Linked DNA regions of Homo sapiens: region 2 is linked to region 1. A link is an interaction called in ENCODE POLR2A ChIA-PET data of the cell type or tissue named here. Cell type or tissue: MCF 10A. All regions are shown on one strand. Region 1 has its middle 140 kb from the start of COX10-DT. Region 2 has its middle 130 kb from the start of HS3ST3A1.

Region 1 (5,000 bases):
TAGGAGTTGGTGGGATATTGAAACCAACAGACTGGTGCAGAACAGACTCAATGAAACTGGCAGAGACTGGTGCAGAAGGGACCCAATGAACCTAAGAGCCAAGGATTTCCATCCCGGAGAGATTCTGTTTAATTTAATAAAAAGCCAAGTTAAAATAGATAATCGGGCAAACATTCGATCTGGTTATTTCTGGCCCTGCCTCTGGCTTACCCTGTCTCTATGGTTTAGTGTGTGCATGTGTGTCTGAGTGTGTCATAAACCCTTGAAATAGGTTGCAAACAAGCTTATTACAAAGCAGGCTCCTATCTCCACTTCTACCTTTTGCTATTCCCCACCCAACTCCCCTCCCAACACATTCTATACTCTAACCTTTCTGAGCTACTTGCATTTCCCCAGATGGGCTGTGTGTTCCAGTTTTTTTCCGCAATCTTTTGCACATGCTGTTCATGCTGTTTACTCTCCTGTCCCTCCTTCACCTGGCTAACTCTAAACATTGCTCAATTCCTCAAATATTTTCATACCCTCTGGAAATCATTCCCTGGCACTTCGCACCTATCTCAACAAGAGTTACATTTAATAAACAGAATTGACTAGCTCATAAAGAGGAAGTCCATCATAGGACAGCCGTCAGTGTTGTTTGAAGCATTCTGAACATTCTTCTCTCATCACATGGAATGGCAGTTTTTAGTAACTTAACATGACTCTGTTTTAACTTGAAATTATATCACAGGCTTCCAGTCCCTTATATTAAGAAGCAGATATGGGCCGAGTGCAGTGGCTCACACCTGTAATCCAAGCACTTTGGGAGGCCGAGGTGGGCAGATCACCTGTGGTCAGGAGTTCGAGACCAGCCTGGCTAACCTGGTGAAACCCCGTTTCTACTAAAAATAGAAAAAAATTAGCTGGGTGTGATGACACGTGCCTGTAATCCCAGCTACTCGGGAGGCTGAGGCAGGAGAATCACTTGAACCTGGGAGGCAGAGGTTGCAATGAGCAGAGATTGTGCCATTGCACTCCAGCTTGGGCAACGAGATTGAACCTCCATCTCAAAAAAAGAAAAAAAGAAGCAGATATTATCTTTATCTTTCCTGTGCAGAGTGACTTACTATACATGTTGAAGTGCTCTGATGGAAGGAACAGAAACCTCTGAAAGGAAGCCGTCAAAGTAGGAACTGCCAACAAAAATGTGTTATATGAGTCTACACTGTAAGTTTATAAATCTTTTCTGCATATAGTTATTGCATTGAATCCTGATAACAGCCTCCAAAAGAGGCATATCATCATTTTACAGGTGATGAAATGGGGAGTGATTGAGGATTGGGGCCTAATAAAAAGCACCTGTCTGGAAGCCATGGCACCTGATGTTTCTGAGGTGTCACAGGAATAGAGTAGAATCACGAAAAGAGAGAGAACCTCCTCGCATCCGGCAGCACACCTAACGTTCATTGGCACAGTGGCCTCATCAGCACCTCTGACGTGATCTAACTATCCCTGTCTTCTTGTTTCCTTCAAGTCCTTCTGGAATCTCCTTTCTAAGATGGGAGTAAAGATACAAAGGAAATTGTTTGAAAGGAGTTAATTGTCTTTGCTTCTGATTACCTTCAATGGGTTTTTTTCAAGGGCAATGGGTTAATTATCAAGACACTAACCACATGCTACATTCCCTGGGTGAAAGACACTTTCCTTTTAACATGATTACACTGTGTTAATGATACTGATCATTCCTAGGATACTGCTAAAATAATTGTCTATGAGCAGGTTGCTCTACAGAAATATTCATGGAGCTTAGAGCATTAAACCTCCCAATTGCATATTAAAGAAAATTTTTCAAACCATAAAATTACTTAGCAAGAAAAAAATACATTAATTTAAAAATCTATACTTAGCCAGCCCAAAACTACACTAGAAATGTTCCAGAAGTGGCAATTTAAAGAGGTAGAAAATACCACACTTCTCTATGTGCCTCCAGTACCAAATAAAACTGTTTCTATTTACTCTGCAGGGTGGACTGGTGCTTTGTAAAGTTTGGTTTCTTAACAGCAGTAAAGGGAGTTCTAATTTGGCTTTAGGTCAACATGCACAAGATTCAGTTTGCCAGAAGCGGCTACTCAGTGACTCAAGACTCTAAACACATGAGGATCTGAGACCCCCACACTAAAAATTTGGAATAAAGACAGCAGGTTCTAAACTCTGACTTCAAGTCAAGTGCTAATAGTTAATAATGAGAACGACTCAGGCAAATTCACTTTTCCCAATACATTTAAGGAAGTGGTTCTCACACTTGAGCTTGCGTAAGAATCCCCTGGAGGGCTTATTAAAACACAGATGGCTGGGCCCCACCCCAGGCTGTCTGATTCACTAGAGCTGGGGCGTAGCTCAGGCATTTGCATTTCTAACAAGTTCCAAGGTGTTGCTGATGCTGCTGGTGTCAGAGCAACATGATGAAAACTACTGATTTGTTTAATGAAGACAGTTGATGCCAAGGACATAGTCATGATTATTTACCCCAAAGAGTTTGTTTACTCCTTCATCTGGTGGTCTCCTTATCCCCCAATGGGCAGATTTCCCACTTCATTTACTTCATTTTGTGCTCCATTTTAGCCTTTTTTTTTTTTTTAAACCATTGTCTACCATATTGGCTGTATTATTGTCAGTATTCAATTAGGGTCTTTTGGACTGTAACAACAGAAAAGAGAACTCAAACTGGTTTAGAAAGTTATTAAATGGATTTATGTCTAATAAACAGAATTTACTAGCTCATAAAGAGAAAGTCCAGGATAGGGTAGCCTTCAGTGCTGTTTGATGATGTCATCAAGGACCCATGTGATTCACTTCTGTTTTTTTGCTCTGCAAGCCACAGTTTTGGCTTCACTTTAAGACTGGTTCCGCTTGTGGTTTTAGGACAGCTGCTGGTAGCAATCAAGTTTACAAGTTGCTTGCTTACAACCCTTGGAAAAGTAACTTCCTGGGGCTTTCTTCAGAATAAAGAGAAGTTTTCCAAAGCCTCTGACAGGCCTCTCATTATGTCTCATTGTCTAGAAGTAGGTCACATGCTCAAGGCCAAACCAACCACTGACCAGGAGGAGTGGTTTAGCTTTAGCCCAGTCAGGCCTACCCCTGGATTTCAGAGTGGCGTCAAATTCTCCTGCGTCCTGTGATATGCATGATACAGACCTAAATGAAACTGGCATTCTCTTGGGAAGGAAGAGTGGAGAATGGGTGCTGGATTGCAACTAACGGCATCTACTACACTTTCCAGGTAGTTATAAAAGTAGATAGTTTTAGAAAATTTAAAAGCCATAGGAAAGAAAATATTTTGTATATTTACAAGGTATGAGGTTTTCCAGGGTGAGATTTAGCAAAGTTCATAGAACAATGGAACTCAATTCTGCCACTAGTAAGTAAGTTGCAGAGTTTAGTTTCAAATACAGGTGTATTTGAGTAAAGGCTTAAGCCTCCTCTTTAAACTTCCATTGCCTCATCTTTAAAATGGTGATAATACATAGTTTTTAGGGCTGTCAGGACTGGAAAGAATGAGTGCAGGGGAACTGGCACGTAACATGGGATCAGTTGATTGTAACCATCACTGTTTGTAATAACGGTGTATGTGTGTGTGTGTGTGTGTGTGTGTGTGTGTGTTGAGAGCTAGTACAGCAATTGACAATGTTTGGATGATCTCCATTTAGGGGAACAGCAAAGATCTGGTTTATTTAAACTGTTAAGCTTGGTATCAATCCTTGGCAAAATTCTGTATCTGGCTATATAACAATGGAAAATTAAAGAATTCAGCAATGGTCAGACAATGACAAGCATCCCCTAAGAAGGGATCATACAAACAGACTTCGTTTCCTTTTTGGATACCAAGTTGGTCTATATGGAGGCCATGTTCCCCAGAGTATGGTGTGTACACTATTAGAAGCATGTGGCTGTTCATTGATGTCACTCACTGAAATTGAGTGAGCTACTGAATTGAGCTGCTATTGGGATTAAATATACCACTGAAAATTCTAATTGTCAATGACCAAAAGATTGATCCTTTGGACACCTGAATCCTTTTTAAAGAAAGGGATTTTAGAGATCTCTTATTCTTAACAATAAAGAAAGGGATTTTAGAGATCTCTTATTCTTAACAATTGGTGGGAAGATCAAATTAAAAGAAGGAGCTATAATAGTGTCATGGCTACCCTTAAAAATTATCTTGACTAAGTCAAAGATCAAAAATCTGACCTAAAACAGTTACACTCAAACTGCCCACTTTGAACTCCATTCAGGATTAACATGGAGGCTAGTCCATTTTGTAGTTTGGTGGTTAAAATTCCCATCATGGCTTGGGTTGTCTTCCTAATGAGGAATCGGTCCCTTTTGGTTTGATATTTCTGTTGACTTGAAATATCAGCTGTTTCTCTCAGCTAAAATCTGGTAATAAATTACTTGAAAAAATTTTTAAAAAGAGTCCTACTGTTAGAAGTCAGCTTAATTAAAAGCTGATAGATTTATATAAAATATAAATATATATATTTACATATAAACACATACCTATACACATGCACATTTACATATAAAATATATATACATATACATATATAAATAAATATATATACTATATATAAATATATATATACACACATACATATATAAAATTTAAGTCCTTTCTGCTTTTTCTTTTTAGATCCTGTTTTGGAAACATTTTAGTGGACTAAAACATCTTTTTCAAAAAAAGAACACATGTGCTTAATGCCTCTGTTCATTTCCTTTCTTAAAAATTGTTCTCCCATTTTACTTTTACTCTTCCTACTTCTTCTTCCTCTTTGCCATATTCAGTATTGTTTGAAAAGATCTAGAGAAGACTCAGACCCCTTTAGGAACCCGGAAAAATGTATTACTCACCCCTTTTGTGGAGGTCTTCCATTTTCCTTGTGAAGATTCAAGAGTGATGGTCTTCTTGGGTCTAAAGCTCTGCCCTCTTTTGAATTGTTACCTAATCTCTTTGGCTTTTGTGG
Region 2 (5,000 bases), 200 kb after region 1:
TTGTCTGCGAGTTTAGGGGCCACGTGGGTAATCCAGCATGTTCTTATCTCAAGATCCTTAACTTAATCATATCTACAAACGTTTTTCCAAGTAAGGTAACATCTACAGGTTCCAGGAATTTGGACATTGACATATCTTTTGGAGGGAGCACCATTCAACTCACTAATAGAGTATATGGATCTTCTTAGGTGAAGCTATTTCCAGCAAAATTGATGCTTAAATTCTTCCCCTCTGGCAGTCTCTTGACTCTTTTTTTTTTCCTGTTTATTTTTTTGAGTCAGAGTCTCGCTCTGTCGCCCAGACTGGAGTGCAATGGCGCGATCTCGGCTCACTTGCAACTTCCACCTTCTGGGTTCAAGTGATTCTCCTGCTTCAGCCTCCTGAGTAGCTGAGATTACAGGCATTGCCACCACACCCAGCTAATTTTTTGTATTTTTCAGTAGAGATAGGGTTTCACCATGTTTGTCAGACTGGTCTTGAACTCCTGACCTCAAATATCTGCCAACTTCGGCCTCCCAAAATGCTGGGATTACAGGCATGAGTTACCACACGCGGCCAGGCTCCTGACTCTTAAGGGGCCTAGAGGGGTCACTGTCTTGTGCTGCTTTATTTATACATAGCAAGCCCTGTGCCAACCCATGGACGGAAAGACAGAAGCCCTCACTCTGCAAACACTCCCTGGGAGCCCCTTGACTTTGTTCTAACAACTCTACACTCAAGCAAAGTCATTTATAGTTGGATTGGAATTGGGAAAAAGTACAAAAGACACGTAATCAGATTCATCAGCTATTCTACTTCACAGAATCTCACCTCTCCCCATCTAAAAAAGGTGATATTAATATTATGAAGAATAACTTTAAAAATGCTAAATCTGTAAAAGGGGACATTTGTTTACAAAAATATTCTGGCATAATGTACATATTTGGATATAATGAGTCACTAATTATTTGCTACTCTGATCTGTTTAACCAGAATATATACATGGAAATTAATGGCAAGTCTTTATACTACAATTCAAGTCAGAAAAAAAAAAAAAAACCCAGGCCAGTTAAAAACAAGGGGGATTAGAGAGTGGGGTTCTTTGGACATATTTTTCATCTAGAGAACATTTCCTGATCTCAGTTTACTTGACAAGTATCCATTGGTCAAATGGCAGGCAAGTTTACATCATTGGATATCATTTAATTATCTCCAGAGAAGATACCTTCTCTCCTGTACCTTCAAACTCAGTCTTGGAAAACAACATTTAGCACATTTAGTTAATGACCATGGAATGTCACTATAATATCATTTAATGGGAATGGAATCTGCTATAACCTCCCTCGTTAGTGACACACGGTGAAAGGTTAGTCATTCTGAACTCACTTCCCGCTGCTGTTAAAAGATTTTATAGTCCATGCAGCAAATGGAGATGCTGGTCAGAGAGCATTGACATTTGTTCTACTTTCTAATGCAGCAACGTGTCTTTCTTACTTTCCTGTCCCTCCTATTATCCTCTTTAGAAAACAATTTATTTCATTCTTTGAAAGCTCTAATTAAAAAGAAAAATGGTCAGGGCAATTTGAGCAAGCTCCATTGCCAATGAGGGTTTGGGAGTTTGAGGCAAAAGCGTAAGAATAGAGACTGCCGGAATCACTACTTATAATCTACTGTTCAGGTCATTAAACTATAGTGGGCAGTAAATATAAAAGGGATTTTTTGTTGTTGTTGTTGTTCAGGAAATAATATTTACTAGCAACAAATAGTTTTTAGAGCTGTCCTGACACGGCTGACTCCTAAAAGGGTAAGAGTAACTCACAGTCCTTTCCCCAAACACATTCATTGGTGCAGACGGCTGCCAATGTTGAGAAAAATGAACAGCATCAGGAGTTGAGAAAGATGAGTTTTAGTGAATGTTTTATAAAGAACATTCATGCAGAAAATCTTTCTTTAAAAAAATTTCATTCCAGCATTTTTCACAGCAGCCATGGTATACAATCAAGCTAAGCATCCATCAACGAATGACTGGATGAAGAAAATGTGGTATAAATGCACAATGGAATACTATTCAACCTGTAAAAGGAAGGAAATCTTGTCATTTGTGATAACATGGATGAACATGGAGGGCATCATATTTAGTGCAATAAGCCAGACACAGAGAGATAAATACTGCATAATCTCACTTGTATGTTGAATCTAAGGAAGTCAAACTTATAGAAGCAGAGAATAGAATGGTGGCTACCGGGGCTTGAGGGTGAGTAACTGAGGGGGTTGGGGAGATATTGGTCAAAGGATACAAAATTTCAGTTAGGCAACAGGAATAAGCTCAAGAGATGTATTGCACAACATAGTGACTATAGTTGATGACTTATATATTTGAAAATCACTAAGTGAGCAGATTTTCAGTGTTCTCACCACAAAAATATGTGAATTAGTGCATGTGTGAATTAGATCAATGCAGCCGTTCCACAATGAATACGTGTTTCAAAACATCATGTTGTACATAATTAATATATATAATCTTTGTCGGTTAAAAATAATTAATTTTAAAAAGCTCTGTTTAGTTTTTATTTACATAGCAAAGTGACCTCGCCTTTAAAGATGCTGTTGATAAACCAACTTTCAAAGCCTACAGTCATCCTTAGCTCAAAGCAAGTATTAGTGTTTGCTGGATAAAATGATGAATGTATTTTTCTGATTGCCTTAGAATAAATTCCAAGTCTTGTGGTACAACTGCAGTAGCATTGAGGTAGGAGACCAGCAGGACTTGTTTTCTGGTCAACCTTGCTGACCAAAACAGGATCTAGTCTAAACAGGATAAAGTGAAGAAATGGGTGGGAACGGATAGGCAGACACAAAAGTGATCCCTAGCCACCCTCATTGCTCATTAATATTAGACTTTCCCACCAGTACCCTGACCGTTTACAAATGACATGGCAATGACCGGAAGTTACCACTCTTTACCATGGCAATGACCTGGAAGTTACCATTCTTTTCCTAGAACGTTTGAAATAATCCACCTCTCAATTTGCATTAATACACCCCTTCATTTGCATGTAAATGAAAGTGGGTATAAGAAGGTATAGAGTTGCCAAGAGCCCATGGACTGCTGACTGTAGATGTACTGCCTATGGAGTTAGAACTGCTTCACAAGGAGCAGTGCTGTCAGAGGCGTTTGAACAAGAGTGACTCCATCTTGAATAGGGGCTGGGTAAAATAAGGCTGAGACCTACTGGACTGCATTCCCAGGAGGTTAAGGCATTCTTAGTCACAGGATGAGATAGGATGTCAGCACAAGATACAGGTCATGAACACCTTGCTGATAAAACAGCATGCAGTAAAGAAGCTGGCCAAATCCCACCAAAACCAAGATGGCGACAAAATGACATCTGGTCATTCTCACTGCTCATATGCTAATTATAATACATTAGCATGCCAAAAGACACTCCCATCAGTGCCATGACAGTTTATAGATGCCATGGCAATGTCTGGAAGTTACCGTATGTGGTCTAAAAAGGCGAAAATCCCTCAGTTCCAGGAATTGCCTACCCCTTTCCCAGAAAACTTAAGAATAATCCACCCCTTGTTTAGCATATAATCAAGAAGTAACAATAAGTATAAGCAGCTGAGCAGTCCATGCTGCTGCTCTGCCTATTGTAGCCATTCTTTATTCCTTTACTTTCTTAATAAACTTACTTTCATTTTACTCTATGTACTCACCCCAAATTATTTCTTGCATGAGACCTGAGAACCTATTCTTGGGGTCTGGATTGGGACCTTTTTCTGGTAACGGTACAATTCAATCAAAGATTGCTGTCTAAAACCACCTGCTTGCCCTGGAATTCTTTCCCTTGGCAAAGCCAAGAACCCTCCTGTACTAAGCTCCAATTTTGGGGCTCACATGTCCTCCATCAGTATCAGCCATTATCCTATAGCAAATGTTACTGCTGAAGAGCTAATTCTATCCCATCCCATACATTTAGTGACTGAAGACCTGATTCTTTTTTTTTTTTCTTTTTTTTTTGAGATGGAGTCTTACTTTGTCACACAGGTTGGAGTGCAATGGCACTGTCTTGGGTCACTGCAACCTCCGCCTCCTGGGTTCAAGTGATTCTCCCACCTCGGTCTCCTGAGTAGCTGAAATTACAGGCACCCACTGTCATGCCCGGCTAATTTTTGTATTTTTAGTTGAGATGGGGTTTCACCATGTTGGCCAGGCTGGTCTCAAACTCCTGACTTCAGGTGATCCGCCCACCTTGACCTCCCAGAGTGCTGGGATTACAGGCGTGAGCCACGTGCCCGGCCTTAAGATGTGATTCTCTTACAAGTTTCTTATAACTCTTTAGGAAAGGTAAGCTTACACATGTAATAATAATAAGGTGACAATAATGTAGAATCTGTTTTTAGAAGGGTGAAAGGCACAAGTGCAATCTAGATTTTTCAGAAAAAAAATGCTGGAGGGAGTTGAAAGGGTCAAAGTCTCTGGAGAGTGTGCGTTTAGGAAGCCAGGACAAGACGAGTCACTGGAAGGCTGTAGTCTGGCTCTGCCCTCTCTGGGGTATGCCATGTGCTTGTGCTCTAAGGATGTAATCAGTGTGGCTTTCTGTGAAGGGACTCCCTTCCTGGAGCCCCTGCTGTCCCCTTGGGGTGCCTTGCCTTGAAAAGCTTTTCCACTGGATACCTGTAAATTCTGTCAATTCCTTTCCTCAATTCCTGGAGTTTCTCTTCAAATGCCACCCAGTCAGTGGGGCCATCTCTCACCCCTTTATATAAAAACAGCAGACCACACCTTTACCCCAGCTTATCTGTCCAGCAAGCCCCATCCCCCTTGCCTTGAATTAGCTTTCTTTATTGAACTTTGCATCTTCTGCCATGCTACAGATTACACTTTTTATTTGTTTATGTCTGTCATTCCAGGAGAATGTAAGTCATTTGAGAGCAAGTACTTTGGTCACTGCCCTGTCTCCAGCACACAGAATAGTTATTGAAGACCCTCACTAACATTTTTTGAATAAATTAAT

Evidence for each region. ChIA-PET counts read pairs that join two places held together with the same protein. Peaks named below come from ENCODE experiments on the same cell type or tissue, not always from the same donor. Only the 100,000 strongest peaks of a DNase experiment are listed, where the experiment ranks them.
Region 2: POLR2A ChIA-PET joins it to region 1 with 5 read pairs; 2 of 35 experiments call an interaction of 5 or more read pairs at or near these places.

What each region holds. Positions count from the first base shown.
Region 1 is chr17:13,929,282-13,934,281 of GRCh38, reverse strand. No RefSeq gene overlaps it. Among named protein-coding and RNA genes, the nearest start is that of COX10-DT, 140 kb to the left of the region's middle. In MCF 10A, no CTCF peak of the experiment used is centred here; a DNase peak (open chromatin) is centred at 2,321.
Region 2 is chr17:13,725,310-13,730,309 of GRCh38, reverse strand. No RefSeq gene overlaps it. Among named protein-coding and RNA genes, the nearest start is that of HS3ST3A1, 130 kb to the right of the region's middle. In MCF 10A, no CTCF peak of the experiment used is centred here; a DNase peak (open chromatin) is centred at 2,289.